Linked DNA regions of Homo sapiens: all the other regions are linked to region 1. The links are chromatin contacts, found by Hi-C in ENCODE. All regions are on one chromosome and are shown on one strand. Each heading gives the region's core, a stretch centred on a gene start or an enhancer-like site at or near the end of the contact. The rest is flanking DNA. Distances are from core to core; before and after follow the strand shown. Region 1 holds the start of UXT-AS1 (UXT antisense RNA 1). Region 2 holds the start of PLP2 (proteolipid protein 2). Region 3 holds the start of WAS (WASP actin nucleation promoting factor).

Region 1 (2,733 bases), core at 72-2,571:
TTGCATGAGGGAAGGGGTAAGCTGAACCCTGTGGGCTCAGAGGGGCGGGTAGACACTCACACCACTGTGTCAACGAAGAAGTTACAGCCCAAATCCACCTGCATATATAACTCCGAGTGCTTAGCTTCCTGTGGGGCCAGGGAAAAAGAGGTAGGGGTCAGTGGTGAACTCTTAGGTCAGGTGACAGGGTTGGGTCTGGAGTCTCTCTTCCCATTTCCCTCCCTTGCCCACACATACCAAAAAAATGGTACCCAATCCCATAGTCTTTACCTGGAGTCGCTCAATGACATTTCTCAGTTGAAGGTATTTGGCCAGCTGCTCATATACCTTGTCTCGATGGTCCAGCACCTTTCTGATGGGACGAAAGTACAATGGTGACCAATAGGCAGCCCCATTCCTCCTAGTATACCTCATATCATGACCCTCTGAGACTCTCATGTCACCATACACTGAAAAGGCTTTTTAGTGCATAAGTTAATTTTCGGCTCTGGGTCAGACTGCCTGGGTTTGGATCTGGGCTCTATCCTTTATAGATGTGTGACTTTGGCAAGTAAATAACCTGTTTGGGACTCAGTTTCCCCATTTATAAAATACAGATGACAGTATTACCTTGTAGAGTCATTAGGATTAAATGAGCGTTTACTACAAAGCATCTAGAATAATGCTTATCAAATGGTAAACTCTCTATATACATGTTAGTTATAATTACTATTATTATACTCCCAATACTGAACTCCAATCATAATGTCCCATCCTCACCCTAGAAAAATCCTCCATCCCTTTTAGGATGCTCATAGGCCTAGTTCTGAACACCTTATTTCCTGCTTAGATTAACAAAGATTGCAATAATATTTCTTCATACTCATTGAACCTCTACTATGTTTCAGGCATCCATGCTAAATTCTTGACAAAGATGGGACACATCAAAAACTCAAAACCACTGCATGGGGAAGGTTCCAGAAAACTCCCCATTTCACAGAAGAGTAAAGTTTATAGGGCACAGAAAGGCGAGGTAGGACGTATTCACAAGGATGAAGAATGGCCGAGCCAGGATTCGAACCCGAGAACTGTGGCTCCAGAAAACAAGCCTTAATCTGTTAAACATCGGAGGCCGCGCATGCGCTGACACGCCCCTGCTATGAACGCCACGTCCCAGCCAAACTGCACCCCGGATGTCGTCCCCACTTCTCGCTCCAAGGAGCGCGGGGCCGGACTCTGAACGCCTCGCCCGCCAATTCAAAGGGTTGGCCCTAACTTTGAACGCCCCACCCACCACGTGGAATGTTCCAAACGCCCCGCCCCCCGCACTGTCACTCACCGCAAGTCCCGCTGCAGCACGTCACTGATGAAGGTCTCGTAGCGCAGCACTTTCTCCCCCGTGGCCTCCACCGCCCGCCGCTTAGGGGGCGTCGCCATGATGGGCTCCTGGGGAGTGGGGAGGGGGAAGACCATGTTGACCGATCCAGTTTGGCCTCACACACAGTTCATCTCTACCCTCTCAACGCTGGGAATCGGCTTGTCCGGCTCAAGCTGGAGGTTCAGCCTTCCGCCCCTCCCAACTCGGGGACCCGACCACCCAGGGACACCCAAGCGCGGCCTTTACCTCAGGCCGCCAGCAATAAGAACGGTTGGTAGGAACCGCGGCTTCCGGGTGGCGCGGGTGAATGACGTAAGTGGCAAGCGCGCTGGCCAACCAAATAGCCAGTTGGGGAGGGGCGGGCCTGAGTGGAAGAAGACGGGCCAAAGGGGAGAAGAGAAGGGCAGGGCTTCACGGAATCCGAGGAGATCAAAGAAGACTAGGGCGTGCGAGCAGGGGCCGTCTGGCAATAAACCGGCCAATGGGGGACTGCAAAAGCGGCGCCTGGAGCCTATGGAGACCGTGTGTGGCTGGTGGGGGTGGGATTTAATGGGATTTGGCGGGTTCTAAGGTAGGCGCGACGCACAGGTGGAGGTAGAGGAAGTGAAGAGTTTAATATTTAAAAGGACCTAAAAATTGACTATGGTTCTGGTCTATAAGGAAGATCCCGTGTGATCTGTCGGCCTGGATATTGATTTTTCACACGGGAGGTTTGGATTTCACTCCTGGCAATGGGACTGAGTATAAGCATTTAAAAGGTTTTAAACAGAGACAGGTTTTCTAAAATTCATCTTTGATAACTCCAGCTCTGCACTCGCAACCCATAAGTGAGGCTCAAGTGGAAATTGACAACACTCTCTGTCTAATCACCTCGTTTGATAGTCAAATGGAGAGGGTGGCTGAAGTCCTCTGCCGAAGATTGGCCATCTTGTAGTTAGGCATAGTTCCCATGTTTTTATTTAAATGGTAAGGTTTTTGTGAATTTATTCTTATGCACTAGAGTGACTGAGTGAATTTATTTTTCAGGTTAGATTTTCAAACAAGAACTTATAACCCAGCAAGAATGGGCCTTTGCCTGGAGAAGAATCCAGACCATGGGATGAATCCCCAAATGCTATTTCCATCTGTAGAGCCTAGAGCACCCACCCCTACCAAGGAAGTCTTCCCAGATAATTTGTGTTTCATATGTAAAAGCAAGTTTTTTTTTTCAAATGCTCAAAACCCAAGCAAGTTAAGCCCTTCCTTCCTTCCTTCCTTCCTTTCTTTTCTCTCTCTCTCTCTTTCTTTCTCTCTCTCTCTCTTTCTTTCTTTTTTTTCTTTTTTAGACAGGGTCTGTGTCCCCTAGGCTGGAGTGCAGTGGTATGATCATGACTCAT
Region 2 (2,733 bases), core at 75-2,574, 1.5 Mb after region 1:
CCCGAGTAGTTGGGATTACAGGCACGTGCCACCATGCCTGGGCTAATTTTTTTCTTTTTTCTTTTTTTTTTTTTTTTTTGAGACGGAGTCTTGCTCTGTCGCCCAGGCTGGAGTGCAGTGGCGCAATCTTGGCTCACTACAACCTCCACCTCCCAGGTTCAAGCGATTCTCCTGCCTCAGCCTCCTGACTAGCTGGGATTATAGGCGAGCGCCACCACACCCGGTTCATTTTTTGTGTATTTTTAGTAGAGACGGGGTTTCACCATGTTGGACAGGCTGGTCTCGAACTCCTGACCTCGTGATCTGCCCACCTCGGCCTCCCAAACTGCTGGGATTATAGGCTTGAGCCACCGCGTCCGGCCGCCTGGGCTAATTTTTAAAATTATTTGTAGAGATGAGGTCTCACTGTGTTGCCGAGGTTGATCTCCAACTCTTGGGCTCAAGCGATCCTCCCACCTGAGGCTCCCAGAGTGTTGGGATTACTGGCATGAGCCACTGCGCCCAGCCGAGGAACACTTTTCAATCCTTACCCAGTTATTGTGAACGTTCATACCTTTTCTTGAAGAAATACCGTTTTTGTTGTTGTTGTTGTTTTTGAGACGTAGTTTCGCTCTTGTTGCCCAGACTGGAGTGCAATGGCATGATCTTGGCTCACCGCAACCTCTGCCTCCCGGGTTCAAGCGATTCTCCTGCCTCAGCCTTCCGAGTAGCTGGGATTACAGGCATGCGTCACCGTGCCCAGCTAATTTTTGTATTTTTAGTAGAGACGGTGTTTCTCCATGTTGGTCAGGCTGGTCTCGAACTCCCGACCTCAGGTGATCCACCCGCCTCGGCCTCCCAGTGTTGGGATTACAGGCGTGAGCCACCGCGCCTGGCCCTTTTTTTTTTTTTTTGTAACGCGGCAGCTCCAAACCCCGCTGAGAGTATATGCATGGGAAAACTTTCTGAAATCAAAAATATTCCGAATTCTGGCAACATACTGGGCCCCAAGTCTTTCGGATTTAACTCTGCCTCGGCCGTTTTATTCAGTTAAGGAAACTGAGTCACTCCATCCCAAAGCCAGATTCCCGCGGTTCTAAGCTGAAGCTGTCTCGGGTGCATTTGCATTCCAAAAAGGCGAAGGGTCCCGCTATTACTGCTCCTGGTACCTGGAGCTGCCAAGCACCCCTGCGATGGGGCGCCCCGGGGGCTGTGCGCCAGGCTGGGAGTATCCTTGGGGGGCGGGGCGAGGGGGCTTCCGGGGCGGCAGCCACCTGGCCCGGCTCCGGCCCCGCCCGCGTCAGCTCTGCGCGGTGATTCACTCCCTCCTTCGCCCCGGGGCCCCCTTCCCGGCCAGACGGCGGGCAAGACAGCTGGGTGTACAGCGTCCTCGAAACCACGAGCAAGTGAGCAGATCCTCCGAGGCACCAGGGACTCCAGCCCATGCCATGGCGGATTCTGAGCGCCTCTCGGCTCCTGGCTGCTGGGCCGCCTGCACCAACTTCTCGCGCACTCGAAAGGGAATCCTCCTGTTTGCTGAGATTGTGAGCGTTCTGGGGCAGGCGCGTGGGCAAAAGCGGGATGGGGTGGCTGGACCATGCGGAACTGGATGGTCCGGGTGAGGCAGGCACTTGGCCGGGGCGCTCGGCAGTGGGGTGCAGGTGGGTGGGTTCACGGTGGAGGCCCGAAACCCGGGGCGCAGGGCGAGTCGGTGGGGTTTGACGAAGGTTGTTGAGATCTGGTGGTCCCCGGGGTGAAGCAAGGAGCCTATAACGCATACGGAGGGCTACGTGGGGACAGCCTGCGTGAACTCATCAGTGGACGCATCGAAGGGGTCCCAGGGTGCTGGGAAGTGGGGGCCTCCTGTGGCAGGGCGTGGCGCGGCCTGGGCACAGGAGGGCGGGCTGGCAGCGCGCCCAGGGGCAGGGCCTGTTGGGGTGGGGCCCCCCCGCCCCGCGCTAGTCCCGCGGTGTAGAGCGCCCCGCCCTTCGCCAGTTCTTCCTCGCCCTTCAGAGGCCGGGCGGGATGTCCTTAGCTTTTCGGGGTTTCCACCCTTCTCAAAGTGGGCGCCGCCTTTGAGTCACTTGTAAAAGGGGTGCGGCGCCTTTAACGGAGTCCTGCCTCTCTGGTGTCACTCTCACCGCTTCCCAAAGGGGTTGCTGGGGGAACCGCGTGTTCCGCCCCGGTCAAGGCCACAAAGCTGGCGTCAGCGGGGCTCACAAAACACCTGGCAGCGCCACTCCCCTCAGGCTGCCCGTAACCTAGAAGGGAAAAGAGGAAACTGAGGCACCCAACTCTACTCCTTACTTGTTGGGTGACCCTGGCCAAGCCATTAAACCTCTCTGTGCCTCAGTTTTCTCGTCTATAAATTAGAAAGAGTAATAATAGTACCCAGAGCATTAGATTGTCGTGATGATTGAATTTGGAACACAGTGAGCACATAAAAAGTGTTTAGCTATTATTGTATGTCATTTCCCCAGCCCTCGTAGGCATCTTAGTATGGGACCCCCAATTTAAACCAATCTTCTCAGCCCTGGTTGCTGATTGAGGTCCCCTTTCCCATGTCACCCTTCCAGATATTATGCCTGGTGATCCTGATCTGCTTCAGTGCCTCCACACCAGGCTACTCCTCCCTGTCGGTGATTGAGATGATCCTTGCTGCTATTTTCTTTGTTGTCTACATGTGTGACCTGCACACCAAGATACCATTCATCAACTGGCCCTGGAGTGTGAGAAGGGGTCCACAATGGCAAG
Region 3 (2,733 bases), core at 135-2,634, 1.0 Mb after region 1:
CAAAGGGGTCAGAACAGTGACTGGCACACACGTTAAGTGCTATGTGAGTGTTAAGATAAAACTAGGATGTCCAGTGGGGAGAAAGCAAGCCTTTGAAGATTATGTGCTTTTACAAACTTCAAGTGCAATGAAAACTAAACAAGATGTTGTTCAGGCATTCATATATGATATAAAGTTCCTTTCTTTAAAAAAGGGATGGGCTGGGCACGGTGGCTCACGCCTGTAATTCTAATACTTTGGGAGGCCGAGGCAGGTGGATCACGAGGTCGAGAAATCGAGACCATCCTGGCCAACATGGTGAAACCCTGTCTCTACTAAAAATACAAAAAAATTAGCTGGGCGTGGTGGCGTGTGCCTGTAGTCCCAGCTACTTGGGAGGCTGAGGCAGGAGAGTCACTTGAACCCGGGAGGCAAAGGTTGCAGTGAGCCGAGATCGTGCCACCGCACTCCAGCCTGGCGACAGAGTGAGACTCCATCTCAAAAAAAAAAAGAAAAAAAAAAGTATGACAAGCAGAAAGTAATTTGGGAGCTGCGGGGAGGCAAGGGTAAGGGATGGGGAAGTGGACCAGAGGCATATGCGTCATTGGCAGTGTCTAAGCACTCACGATAGGCGTGGATCACAGGGGCTCGCTCTGTAATTAAAAGGAAAAGGGTTTTTGTTGTGTTGTTGTTGTTGCTGTTTTTGAGACAAGGGTCTTGCTCTGTCATCATCCAGGCTGGAGTGCAGTGGTGCAGTCTCAGCTCACTGCAACCTCCGCCTCCTGGGTTCAAGCGATTCTCCTGCCTCAGCCTCCTGAGCAGCTAGGACTACAGGTGTGTGCCACCATGCCTGGCTAATTTTTGTATTTTTTAGTGGAAATGGGGTTTTGCCATGTTGCCCAGGCTCGTCTTGAACTCCTGACCTCAAGTGATCCACTCGTCTCGGCCTCCCAAAGTGCTGGGATTACAGGTGTGAGCTATTGTCCCCAGCCAAAAGGAAAAGTTTTACTGTAGTAACCCTTCCGGACTAGGGACCTCGGGCCTCAGCCTCAGGCTACCTAGGTGCTTTAGAAAGGAGGCCACCCAGGCCCATGACTACTCCTTGCCACAGGGAGCCCTGCACACAGATGTGCTAAGCTCTCGCTGCCAGCCAGAGGGAGGAGGGTCTGAGCCAGTCAGAAGGAGATGGGCCCCAGAGAGTAAGAAAGGGGGAGGAGGACCCAAGCTGATCCAAAAGGTGGGTCTAAGCAGTCAAGTGGAGGAGGGTTCCAATCTGATGGCGGAGGGCCCAAGCTCAGCCTAACGAGGAGGCCAGGCCCACCAAGGGGCCCCTGGAGGACTTGTTTCCCTTGTCCCTTGTGGTTTTTTGCATTTCCTGTTCCCTTGCTGCTCATTGCGGAAGTTCCTCTTCTTACCCTGCACCCAGAGCCTCGCCAGAGAAGACAAGGGCAGAAAGCACCATGAGTGGGGGCCCAATGGGAGGAAGGCCCGGGGGCCGAGGAGCACCAGCGGTTCAGCAGAACATACCCTCCACCCTCCTCCAGGACCACGAGAACCAGCGACTCTTTGAGATGCTTGGACGAAAATGCTTGGTGAGCTGGGGATCTCCTGCCCCCGCCCCGTCCCCACCGTTTCTTCCTCTTCCTCTCCTCCTTCTCTCTCTTCCCCTCCTCCCGCTCCTCCTTTCCCTCTCCATCATCTCCTCTCCTAGAATTTCCCGTCATAATCCACCCTTCCCAGGAAGATCTCAATGTCTACTTGCCTTCCCTCTGGCTGCAGCTCTTCCTTTGGGCCCATGACTGTCATGAGGCAGGAAGGACCAGGTCTGGCTCCAAGACCTTGTGGCTACCCCTGACCAGACTCCACTGACCCCTGCTTTCCTCTCCCAGACGCTGGCCACTGCAGTTGTTCAGCTGTACCTGGCGCTGCCCCCTGGAGCTGAGCACTGGACCAAGGAGCATTGTGGGGCTGTGTGCTTCGTGAAGGATAACCCCCAGAAGTCCTACTTCATCCGCCTTTACGGCCTTCAGGTGACCCCCCCACCCCCGACTGGACTTGCAAGCCAGTTCTCAACCCGCAAACCCAGATCTGTGTCCATATGTGTCCATAGCTTCAAGACCTCAGACCTGATCAGTGAATCCCTGAGCCCCAGAACCAAAGACTCATCCAGATGGCAAACTCTGACTTGCCTTTCTAAGTCTGCAATGACTGGCCCCAGTCTCCGTATCAAGATCTCTAAAGCCCCCAGTATTAGTCTGCTGCCTAAGCCTAATCTTTTCCACAAATTCCAATAAATGAGCACTGTATTTGTACCTGAACCTCAAATCTATTCTAAACTCAACATTTTGCATCCCAGGAATCTCTCATCAAAACTCCTGAACCCCAGATGTTTGCCAAGCTCCTAAGTCATAAATCTGTTCAACAAACCCCAAAGTTGAATATTCCATTGATCCTTGAACTCCAAATCTGTCCTTCTAAATCCACAGCACAGACCCCAGAGTTCCCATATTAAAATTCCTGAACACTCAAATACCGAGGTAGTTCTTAAGCAAAAAGTCTTTTCCACAATCCCCTGACCTGAACTTTCTAGGTTTAAGCCCCAAATTCATCCTTTTAAACCCATAAAGATGGACCCAGCATAACTTCCAGATCCCAAGGCTATCAAATATCCACCAAACTCCTAAACCATAACTCTCTCCACAAACCCCAAATTGCACTTACTTTAGCTGGACTCCCCGCGAAACTCCCAAGTCT

The links. A loop is a pair of places that touch in the nucleus more often than their neighbours do. Pooled maps may share reads with other maps.
Region 2: a loop to region 1 is called in a map of naive thymus-derived CD4-positive, alpha-beta T cell, with 8 times the contacts of the local background. The contact joins the promoter of PLP2 here to the promoter of UXT-AS1 in region 1. A Hi-C loop is called at or near these places in 2 of 168 maps with a recorded cell type or tissue (esophagus muscularis mucosa and naive thymus-derived CD4-positive, alpha-beta T cell), 1 of 37 single-sample maps with no recorded cell type and 10 of 50 pooled maps.
Region 3: a pooled map shows a loop between it and region 1 (5-fold over the local background). The contact joins the promoter of WAS here to the promoter of UXT-AS1 in region 1. A Hi-C loop is called at or near these places in 4 of 37 single-sample maps with no recorded cell type and 7 of 50 pooled maps.

Annotation. Positions count from the first base shown.
Region 1 is chrX:47,657,512-47,660,244 of GRCh38, forward strand. It overlaps UXT-AS1 (UXT antisense RNA 1), which reads left to right and starts at 1,322. Exons shown (of 2, transcript NR_028119.1): 1 at 1,322-1,669; 2 at 2,384-2,600. UXT (ubiquitously expressed prefoldin like chaperone) reads right to left here and starts at 1,669. Exons shown (of 7, transcript NM_004182.4): 1 at 1,604-1,669; 2 at 1,319-1,425; 3 at 271-352; 4 at 61-128. The coding sequence starts at 1,416. RefSeq lists enhancers at 1,013-1,516, 1,501-1,760, 1,517-2,018 and silencers at 1,241-1,320, 1,599-1,938.
Region 2 is chrX:49,170,574-49,173,306 of GRCh38, forward strand. PLP2 (proteolipid protein 2) reads left to right here and starts at 1,325. Exons shown (of 5, transcript NM_002668.3): 1 at 1,325-1,523; 2 at 2,556-2,708. The coding sequence starts at 1,428. RefSeq lists silencers at 1,202-1,301, 1,822-2,021.
Region 3 is chrX:48,682,415-48,685,147 of GRCh38, forward strand. It overlaps WAS (WASP actin nucleation promoting factor), which reads left to right and starts at 1,385. Exons shown (of 12, transcript NM_000377.3): 1 at 1,385-1,571; 2 at 1,869-2,009. The coding sequence starts at 1,440.